2 separate regions of the Homo sapiens genome follow, and region 1 is linked to region 2. The links are chromatin contacts, found by Hi-C or POLR2A ChIA-PET in ENCODE. All regions are on one chromosome and are shown on one strand. Each heading gives the region's core, a stretch centred on a gene start or an enhancer-like site at or near the end of the contact. The rest is flanking DNA. Distances are from core to core; before and after follow the strand shown.

Evidence for each region. Hi-C counts contacts between places; a loop is a spot of excess contacts on that map. ChIA-PET counts read pairs that join two places held with the same protein, here RNA polymerase II (POLR2A). Pooled maps may share reads with other maps.
Region 1: a loop to region 2 is called in a pooled map, with 2.9 times the contacts of the local background. The contact joins the promoter of ZFAND2A-DT here to the enhancer-like site in region 2. A Hi-C loop is called at or near these places in 1 of 168 maps with a recorded cell type or tissue (OCI-LY7), 6 of 37 single-sample maps with no recorded cell type and 9 of 50 pooled maps. POLR2A ChIA-PET finds 5 or more read pairs at or near these places in 2 of 52 experiments (K562 and OCI-LY7).

Annotation. Positions count from the first base shown.
Region 1 is chr7:1,157,874-1,162,774 of GRCh38, forward strand. It overlaps ZFAND2A-DT (ZFAND2A divergent transcript), which reads left to right and starts at 2,501. Exons shown (of 3, transcript NR_110069.1): 1 at 2,501-2,750; 2 at 4,479-4,670. It overlaps ZFAND2A (zinc finger AN1-type containing 2A), which reads right to left and starts at 2,323. Exons shown (of 5, transcript NM_182491.4): 1 at 2,091-2,323; 2 at 285-384. The coding sequence starts at 339. RefSeq lists enhancers at 1,425-1,939, 1,940-2,452, 2,453-2,966, 2,967-3,479 and silencers at 2,262-2,801, 2,812-2,861.
Region 2 is chr7:934,638-940,599 of GRCh38, forward strand. ADAP1 (ArfGAP with dual PH domains 1) reads right to left here. Exons shown (of 11, transcript NM_006869.4): 2 at 738-868. Among named protein-coding and RNA genes, the nearest start is that of ADAP1, 17 kb to the right of the region's middle. RefSeq lists a silencer at 2,318-2,367. Within about 2 kb of position 2,019, at least 4 of the 41 ENCODE cell types and tissues checked have a DNase peak (open chromatin) inside an H3K27ac peak, as active enhancers do.

The DNA.
Region 1 (4,901 bases), core at 1,251-3,750, 220 kb after region 2:
CACACATGTGAAAACAATCCCAGGGTCAGGCTGTCTTCTAGAGACCCCCTATGGCATCGCAAGTATTCCAGCAGCCCCCTGGATCCACCTGGCCCTGCTAGCCAGCCTGCACTCCTGCACCCAGCCTCTGGTGGATGCTAAGTGTCAAACAGAACCTGCACCAGCACAGTTCCCAATACTGAGGAGCCAGGAAGGCCAAGACACAATTATCAGCTAATTAACAGAACAGCCAGCTTTCCCCCAACAAAATACCATTTTCTATTAAGTCTCTTAAAAGTACTCACCTAGCTGCTTGCAAGTCTTTTCTGAACAATGCTTCCCCAAATCAGGAAACTCCATTATGAGAACAGTGCTCAAAACGCAGATGGCGGAGTTAAGTGTCACCTACAAGAGAATCAGAATAGTTAGGAGGAAAGCTGGACTGCCCTTCAGTCACCAGGATTTACAATGTAATTACAGCTAATGAAAGTCAACAAACGCACTGTGTGGGGAGCATTCCATGGAGTTTTAGTACAAATACCAGGTGTCCGCCATTCGTAGTCAACCCCATTAAGAGACACGGACTCCTTCACAGGCCTTTTAATTCCTAGTCTATGAAGCACTCCTTGAACTCGGGTTTCTATTTAAACTCACACTGAGGGGGCGAGAGCTAATTCACACAGCTGCCAGTGATGATTACGACTTTGGTGAATTTTAAGTCACAATTTTATCCATGGAATATACTTGTTCACATAAACAAAACTCTGTTACTAGGTGCTAAATCACATCAGTTGACTCCATTATCCAGAGAAGATTTAACTCTGTCCCTCGCCTCTCTCTTCAACTCCCTTAGGCATTGAATCTTACTGTGAACTTATTCCTCGATGACATCAACCTGGAGTTGATCAGGGAGAAGCGCAAGCTGTTAAGTCACTATGGAAAACAGGCAGACAGCTGGTGAAACTACCGCACTCGAGAGAGAATCAAGGGGCTCACGAGGTCCCCTCCATGATCTAGTACCCACCAGCCCTCCCGGGGCCTTTTCCTGGGGCTCACGAGGTCCCGTCATCTAGTACTCACCAGCCCCTCCCGGGGCCTTTTCCTGACCTTCCCATCAGCTCTCTCCCCACTCCTGGAGGCCTCCTAGACTGTCGCCTAAGACTGGAACACTCTCGCCCATGGCAAACGTCTAGTTATCCCCTCCCGCCTCAGTTTAAAGCCATTCCCACCCTCCCCAGTTCCCTCTATGTTACACGCCCGCTACTTAAGGTGCCCATTAGTCCTTTCCCAGCCCTCCTTCGCCCACAGCTTCCAACTACAGATCCGCTGCTTTACTATTAGCTCCCGGTGCCCGACACACAGCAGGCGTTCCGAAATTGTTTTGTTCAAGGAATTCACAAGAGTTTGATGTGAATCCCCAAATGATTTTGTTCTGGACGCACAGCACCCGTCCTAGGAAACCAACACCCTACCCTGGCGGGCCGGGCCCGCAGCAAGAAAACACACATCTACGTGGCTGTCACTCGGCTGGCGGGTTAACGACCCCGTGCGACCCGGTACTACGGCCCCGATGGCAGGCCCGGCCCCCAGCAGACAGCCGGACTCCCAGCAGACAGGCCGGACCCCCAGCAGCCAGACCCCGGCAGGCCCGGTCCCCAGCAGACAGCCGGACCCCCAACAGCCAGACCCCGGCAGGCCCGGTCCCCAGCAGACAGGCCGGACCCCCAACAGCCAGACCCCGGCAGGCCCGGTCCCCAGCAGACAGGCCGGACCCCCAGCAGCCAGACCCCGGCAGGCCCGGTCCCCAGCAGACAGGCCGGACCCCCAGCAGCCAGACCCCGGCAGGCCCGGTCCCCAGCAGACAGCCGGACCCCCAACAGCCAGACCCCGGCAGGCCCGGTCCCCAGCAGACAGGCCGGACCCCCAGCAGCCAGACCCCGGCAGGCCCGGTCCCCAGCAGACAGGCCGGACCCCCAGCAGCCTGACCTCCAGCAAGCAGCCGGACTTTCAGCAGCCGCACTCCTAGCAGACAGGCCGAACCCCCGAGCAACCTGACCTCAAGGCAGGCCCGACCCCCGGCAGACCCTGTCTGCGCAATCCCGGCCCCGTACCTGGCTCTCGTCGGGGACCCAGGCAGCTGAGGTGAGCAGCAGATGGAAGAGACGTAAACTCAGGTGTCCTCCTCCGTAGTCGGCTCCGGGTAGCTAAGCAGAAAGAACCTCGACACTGGCACCGAGACGCCGTCGGAGGCACACCCACACCCACACCGGAACGCAACATCTCGCTGCCCGCGGCCTACGGGGATTTATCCGCAGCCCCCGGATCTGAGAGCCGTCTGGGCCTTGGGGTTTCCGGGCGCGCCCCGACAACGTCACCCGCAGACCGGCCAATCCCGCCAGGCCGCGGCCCAGTGGCGCCGGCGCACACCGAAGACGACACCAGCCATCCGGCCAATCCCGCCCCGCCGCGCCCCGCAGGCCCGCCCACTCCTCGCTTCTCCACTTCCCTTCTCGAAGTGTCCGGTCGCTTCTCGCAGGCGGCGCGCTTGCTGGGTCACAGTGAGGCGGCTCCGCGCAGGCGCAGCCGGGCGGGCGAGGAGCGGGGAAGCTGACTCAGGGCTGCGGCCGGGGTCCTGCGGGGTAGGAGCGCGAGGCCGGCCTGAGGGAGGAGGCCTAGCGACCCATCCGGCGCCTCCCGCCCCGGGCACCCGCCCGCGGCCGCGCATCCTGCGGGCCCCAGGAGGCCTCCATCTCAAAACAACGTGTTTTTAGGTAATTTCAAACTTAGGGAAAAGCTTCAAGAATAATACCGAAAATGTCAGTGTCCCCAGCACCTAGATCCCCCAGTTAAATCCTTTTCCATTTCACCGCGCTGCCCCCCGCCCCCTGGACGGTTATGTGGCCGCGTGGGGTTGGCTCTGCCCAGGGCCGCGGTCACTGCACAGAACGCCCTGCACGTAAGGGGCTCCGCCTGGGTAAGACCCCGCCCAGCTGGGCAGGAGGAGGGCGTGGGCCCAGGACATGGAGACCAGCCTGGGCAACATAGCGAGACCCCATCTCTGCAGAAATAAAATATTAGCCGGACGGTGCACGGTGGCTCAGGCCTGTAATCCCGGCACTTTGGGAGGCCGAGGTGGGAGGATGGCCTGAGGTTAGTGTCTCACATGTCTGTGTGAAGAGACCACCAAACAGGCTTTGTGTGAGCAACAAGGCTGTTTATTTCACCCGGGTGCAGCCCGGCTGAGTCGGAAAAGAGAGTCAGCAAAGGGCGATGGGATTATCATTAGTTCTTACAGGTTTTGGGATAGACGGTGGAGTTAGGAGCAATGTTTTGCAGGCAGGTGGTGGATCTCATAAGGTACATTCTCAAGGGTGGGGAGAATTACAAAGAACCTTCTTAAGGGTAGAGGAGATTACAAAGTACATTGATCAGTTAGGATGGGGCAGAAACAAATTACAAGGGTGGAATGTCATCAGTTAAGGCTGTTTTCACTTCTTTTGTGGATCTTCAGTTGCTTCAGGCCATCTGGATGTATACATGCAGGTCACTGGGGATATGATGGCTTAGCTTGGGCTCAGAGGCCTGACAGGAGTTCAAGACCAGCCTGGTGAACATGACGAAACCCTGTCTCTACAAAAATAAGAAATGAACGCAGCATGGTGGCATGCACCTGCAGTCCCAGCCTCTTGGGAGGTGGAGGCATAAGTCAGCTGTGAATGCGCCCTGCACTAGAGCCTGGGCAGCAGAGCAGACCCTTCCTCAAACCCAAAAAGCGTCGTGCCAACCAGACCAGATGGTCGCCTAATCAATAGAGACCATGCCCAATCAGGTAAGGACAGACACAACCAGGCATGCTTTTTCTTGTTTTGTTTTTTGTTTGTTGTTTTGAGATGGAGTTTCACTCTTGTTGCCCAGGCTGGAGTGCAGTGGTGTGATCTCGGCTCACCGGAACCACCACCTCCTGGGTTCAAGCGATTCTCCTGCCTCAGTCTCCCAAGTAGCTGGGATTACAGGCATGCACCACCAGGCCCGGCTAATTTTGTATTTTTAGTAGAGACGGGGGTTTCTCCATATTGGTCAGGCTGGTCTCAAACTCCCAACCTCAGGTGATCTGCCTGCCTCGGCCTCCCAAAGTACTGGCATTACAGGCGTGAGCCACTGCGCCCAGCTTGTTGTTTTTCTTTAGACAGTGTCTTCCTCTGTGGCTCAGGCTGAAGGGCACTGGGATGATCACAGCTCACTGCAGCCTCCACCTCCCAGGCTCAAGCCATCCTTCTTCCTCAGGCTCCTGAGTAGCGGGAGCTACAGGCATGCGCCATCATGCCTGGCTAATTTTTGTATTTTTTGTAGATACGGGGTTTTGCTATGTAGCCCAGGCTGGTCTTGAACTCCTGACCTCAGGTGATCCCTCTGCCTCAGCTTCCCAAAGCGCTGGGATTACAGAACATGAGCCACTGTGCCCGGCTTATTGTACAGTCTTTACTCTCGGTTTTCACCAGAGAACTCAAGGGCTGTGAAAAGAGCAGGACCTCACCAGCTGCACGGCGGTGGTGACTGGCTCCATCTTGCTGTCCCTCCCAATCACACAACATCTCCCCTTGAAGGCTCTGCCCAGGCCCGGACTCCCACCTTTCAAGATGTCTGGATCAGTGCAGGACCTCCTCCTTGGCCACATCGCTCTCCTTGGACTGGTTCGTTAACCCTGTTTTACCCACATTTTCTTTTTTTTTCTTTTTCTTTTTTTTTTTTTTTCTGAGACAGAGTTTCATTCTTGTTGCCCAGGCTGGAGTGCAATGACTCGGTCTCGGCTCATTGCAACCTCCGCCTTGCAGGTTCAAGTGATTCTCCCACCTCAGCCTCCCAAGTAGGATTACAGGTACACACCACCACGCACAGCTAATTGTTTTGTATTTTAGGAAGAG
Region 2 (5,962 bases), core at 769-3,268:
AGCCGGGGTCTTGTTCCTTCTCCACCTCCCTCGGGGTCTCCCTACGGGGCCCTTCCTGCCGCCTCCAGCATGCGTGGCCCCTCCCTGCACGCCAGGGCTTCCTGGTTGGCTCACACCCGTCTCCCTCCCCATAGGGGCGTCTCTAGGGCCCCACGAAGCATCTGTGGCTGGTGTCCCTGCCTGGCCATGCCAAGTGCTCCGTGAAGCCTCATCAGATGCATGGGTGAGAGGTGGGCAGTGGCTGTGTCACCTCAGAGGCCGCCCAGGGGACAGGTAATGGTGCCCTACACGGCAGCGGGCCGGGGTGCACGTGGACTGCCGTGTAAATGCGACCCTGACTCTGGGTCGTGCCGCGCGGCCTGGGACGCTGCATTCTGTTTCCTTAGAGACAGGGTCTCTTTTACCCTGAGCCCAGTGCTCCAGGTGTGGGGATTTGAGGGGAGCACTCCGGAGCTCCCAGGGCACGGGAATCGGCGACCCGCCTTCGCTCCCTGGCCCACCACACACACCTGGAGCTGCTCACAGAGAGGTTGGACCCGGCACGGGGTGGGTGGAGCAGCCACACAGGCGGAGCCGCTGGAGAGGGGGCGGGGTCCTCGGGTCCAGCCAGCCAGGCCCCCAGAGTAGCCCAAGGCTCCAGGGGCCACAGCCAGGCCGCCCGGCATCTCTGGCTCCAGAGGCCCGGGCTGAGGCCACCCGGGGACTGCGCGGGTCCCCCCGCCCCTCCCCCTCCGTACCTCCACTTGGGCCTCCTCCCAGGCGTCCAGGCGGACGGACTTCACCTTGCTGACCTGGGGGATATTCCGGTGGATTCCCGAGCAGCTCAGGCAGATGAAGACGCCCAGAGTGTAGGAGGCCCAGTCGGGATCTGCAAGGGAAAGCCGGACGTTCACGGAGGCTCAGCCCAGGGACCCCGGAGGGAGGGTGGACGGAGCCTCGAGTCAGGAGCCCCCGGCCATGCAGTGGGGGGGGCTTCAGCGGAGACCCCCGGGTACACCAGGCTCCGTGCGCCCCACAGGCACCTAACCCCAGCTCCCCCCCCGCCCTCTGCCCGGTGCAGACGGGGCTCTCCCCAGACACCCCACGGCATCTGAGGAAGCCGATCTGCATGCACCTGCTCTGCCCCGCGGGTGCCGGGAACCTCCAGCAGAGGCCGGCCCCACAGGAGCCCATGCCCCGGGCTGGAGGGCACCCGGCACTCGTGAGGATGGGTCCACCTGCTTTCCTCGTGTCCGCTGCCCTGGGAGAAGTCTGTGGGCCCGAATCCTCCTGGGTGATGGGGCCAAGATTGGGAAATTCAGATAGGATCTGAGTGCAGGGGGTGCCTCACACCCAACGCGCTGCACACCCCCGAAGGACGGATGGTAGCCGCGGATGACGACGCACCCTGCGTGGGGTGACAGCGCCCGGCGGCCACTAACTTTGCAGGTGTGACAGCGGCGCTGTGGCTTCACCCTGCATGTGGCCTGTCTAGGGATTCCACGTCTCGATGTCTGGTTTGCCTTAAAAGGTCCAACAAAGCTGGACACAGTGGCTCAGGCCCGTAATCCCAGCGCTTTGGGAGGCTGAGGGAGCAGAATTTTTTTTGAGACATAGTCTGTTGCCCAGGCTGGAGTATGATGGCACGATCTCGGCTCGCTGCAACCTCTGCCTCCCGGGTTCAAGCGATTCTCCTGCCTTAGCCTCCCGAGTAGCGAGGCACGCACCACCATGCCCGGCTAACTTTTGTATTTTTAGTGGAGATGGGGTTTCATCATGTTGGCCAGGCTGGCCTCGAACTCTTGACCTCAAGTAATCCACCTGCTCGGCCTCCCAAAGTGCTGGGATGACAGGCGTGAGCCACTGCCCAGGGTGTGGGTGCCACAGCGCAGTCTTTCTGCTGCTGCACGTGTGAAATGTCTCATTCTGAAACGGCAAAATGTGGGGAGCGTCCAGCCCCGCCCTGGGGCGATGGCTAAGAGGGCTGCTGTGTGACTCTCCTGTTTTCTTCTGGCTCCCAACGACCCTTCACAATAAGTCAAGGGAGTGGAATGGCTGAAAGGCACCCTAGAGAGAACAGTCTCTCTGGGGGAGATGAGTCATCTCTGAACTGCTTTTATTTTTAAGTGGAGGCTCTCCTGGGTGAGGCTGGTGGAAATCGAGGCGCTTCCCCACAAGCAGGTGCGGCTGTGGACCCAAGCCTGTTTGGGGAATCATGAGTGGAGAGGACCCCACCCTTCAGGCCTGGCGGAGGATAGCCCCCCTCCCAACGCTGATCGGGGCCCACCCCTGGCTGGTGGGGGACTCCCATGCCAGGCGGCGGAGGCCCAGTGGGGCTGGGGCTGGGCCTGGGCTCTGAGTCACTGCCAGGAGGAGAGGCACCCAAGTGAGCCCCCGGCCGGGGATGGTGCGTGAGAACCAGCAGGCTGAACCTCGGATTTGGGGGTCATGCCCGGCCTCTGGGATTTGGGGGTCACGCCGGGCCTCGGATTTGGGGGTCACGCCCGACCTCTGGGATTTGGGGGTCACGCCCGGCCTCTGGGATTTGGGGGTCACGCCCGACCTCTGGGATTTGGGGGTCACGCCCGACCTCTGGGATTTGGGGGTCACGCCCGGCCTCTGGGATTTGGGGGTCACGCCCGACCTCTGGGATTTGGGGGTCATGCCTGGCCTCTGGGATTTGGGGGTCATGCCTGGCCTCTGGGATTTGGGGGTCACGCTGCACATCTGGGATTTGGGGGTCACGCCGGGCCTCTGGGATTTGGGGGTCACGCCCGACCTCTGGGATTTGGGGGTCACGCCCGGCCTCTGGGATTTGGGGGTCACGCCCGACCTTTGGGATTTGGGGGTCATGCCCGGCCTCTGGGATTTGGAGGTCATGCCCGGCCTCTGGGATTTGGAGGTCATGCCCGACCTCTGGGATTTGGGGGTCACGCCCGGCCTCTGGGATTTGGGGGTCACGCCCGACCTCTGGGATTTGGGGGTCACGCCCGGCCTCTGGGATTTGGGGGTCACGCCCGACCTCTGGGATTTGGGGGTCATGCCCGGCCTCTGGGATTTGGGGGTCATGCCCGGCCTCTGGGATTTGGGGGTCATGCCCGACCTCTGGGATTTGGGGGTCATGCCCGGCCTCTGGGATTTGGGGGTCACGCTGCACATCTGGGATTTGGGGGTCATGCCCGGCCTCTGGGATTTGGGGGTTTTCTGTCACAGCTGTTAGGCTCCCTGATTAATGAAGCCTGTCTCCCCATTAACGTGGGCTTCTTGAGGACCCCAGACCCAGCACCCCCGGATCTGGCACAGAGCTCAGTCCGGAGCAGGTCTCCACGGGAGTCATGAATGAAGGGGCCACTAACAGCCCTACTTCAGCAGAGCCCCTGTCTTCGAGAGAGACCACAGGCTTTCTCCTCACCCCTCAGTCAGTCAAACATTTGCCCAAGTGACCCTGTCTCGGGTACCAGGAGTTTTGCCTGTGCTGAGTAGGGCGGCTTTTGGGAGAAAGAATGCGGTTACAGGATCAGCCGTTGTTTGGTTTTGCGGGGTTTTTTTTGTCTTGTATTGTATTGTTTTGTTTTGAGACAGGGTCTTGCCCTGTTGCCCAAGGTGGAGTGCAGTGGTGCAATCACAGCTCACAGCTCACTGCAGCCTCCAACGCCTGGGCTCAAGCGATCCTCCTGCCTCAGCCTTCCAAGTAGCTGGGACCGCAGGCATGCACCAGCATACCCAGCTAATTTTTAAAATTTTTGGTAGAGATGAAGTCTCTCTATGTTGCCCAGCTTGGGCTTGAACTCCTGGGCTCAAGCGATCCTCCTGTCTTGGCCTCCTAAAGTGTTGGGATTACAGATGTGTGACGCCGTGTCTGGCCTGCAAAGTATTTAGTTACACACACCCCTGGAGAACAGGTGGGGAAGAACCACACTGAAGTCCCAGAAGAGAGAGACCTGACTCCCCCCGGGCTCCGTCTTCTCCCGAAGCCTTGGTGAAAGATGCCGCAAATGCTCGGTACGTGGCTGTGCGAGGGGCGCCCAGAAGGCACGCCAGTCTCCGGGCCTCGGTCTCCTCATCTGTCGGATGGGACAGCACGAGCCACTTACAGGGGTAGCAGGCAACATGAGCCCAGCTGGGAACATCACCGCTCGGGGTGCAGTGGGGGGCCCTCCTTCTCACCGCATGGCAATGCTGTTGGTTCTGCTCCGACAGTGTGGACCACGGACCCAGGCTTCCTGTCTCATGGCCTTTATCTGCCCATCTAGAAATTCTGAGGGAGGCTGAGCAACGGCCACCAACAGCTCCCGCCCAGCCCAGGGTCCAGAATGCCTGTGCCCACCTCCAACCTCACTCGGGTGCTCCGGGACAGGCTGTCCCTCTCCTGGCCTGGAAGGAGGCCTGTTCACAGAACCCAGGGAGCTGGGCCTGGAAGGAGGCCTGTTCATGGAACCCGTAGCAGGAGCTGGACTCTACGGCGTGGACCAGCTGCCTGTTGTTGTAAATAAGGTGTTACTGGAACTCAGCCATGCCCATTTATGAACTGTCTATAGCTGCTTTTGTGAGCGGTCGTTGACTAGCTGTGATGGAGACTCTACGGCCCTAAAATATTTACTGTCATTTTTGTTGTTTTTTGAGACAGAGTTTCGCTCTTGTTGTCCAGGCTGGAGTGCAATGGTGTGATCTCAGCTCACTGCAACTTCTGCCTCCCAGGTTCAAGTGATTCTCCTGCTTCAGCCTCCCGAGTAGCTGGGATTACAGGCGTGCACCACCATGCCCGGCTAATTTTCTATTTTTAGTAGAGATGTGGTTTCACCATGTTGGCCAGGCTGGTCTCAAACTCCCGACTTAGGTGATCCGCCTGCCTCGGCCTCACAAAGTGCTGGGATTACAGGCGTGAGCCACCACGCCCAGCCTACTATCTGTCTTTTTAAGAAAAAGTTTGCTGGCTGCGTGTGGTGGCTCACACCTGTAATCCCAGCACTTCGGGAGGCCAAGGCGGGTGGATCACCTGAGGTCAGGAGTGTGAGAACAGTCTGGCCAACATAGTGAAACCCCGTCTCTACTAAAAATACAAAAATTAGCCGGGCGTGGTGGCGGGTGCCTGTAATCCCAGCTACTTGGGAGGCTGAGGCAAGAGAATCACTGGAACCCGGGAGATGGAGATTGCAGTGAGCCGAGATCGTGCCACTGCACTCCAGCCTGGGCAACAGAGTGAGACTTTGTCTCAAAAAAAAAAAAAAAAGTTTGCCAATGTCTGCTTAGAGGGAAAAATGGGGGTGGCACAGATGAGTGAGCCCAAGAAGGGCTTGTAAGTAGGACTGATAGCTTACAGCCATTACTAATATAGCCTATCTTTGACAAACCAGCTACAAGTGAGGCTAAGGAGTGGTTACAACCTGTCCCGACCTCTTGCAACTGGCACAAGGTCCCCCGGTGTAAAGTTAGAGGTTGTCTGATGCAAACCTGTCACATCCTCCTTGGTATTTGTGTGTGAGCATATACATACGTGCGTGCATACCCACAGACACAACATGAACAGCCTACTGGGGAGGGCTCAGGGAGTTAAATGTGAAGAAATAGAGACACCAGCCAGGTGTGGGTGCTCACACCTGTCATCCCAGCATTTTGGGAGATTGAGGTAGGAGGATCACTTGAGCCCAGGGGTGGAGGTTGCAGTGAGCCGAGATGGCACGACTACACTCCAGCCTGGGTGTCACAGACCCTGTCACACACACACACACACACACACACACACACACACACACACACAATATGGAGACATGACCTTTTACATAAGAATCAAAAGACGAGAGCCAGTTAAATCAAGTGTGTTGGAGACAGGAGCAACACAAGGTTGTCACTGGTAGGGCAGGAAGTTTGTATCATTTTTAAAAAGCTTTTGTGGAGTTTTACTAGGATGACTAAAATTTAAAAGATGGATACTACCAAGTGTTGATGAGGATACAGAGCAAGTGGAACTCTCATCCACTGCTGG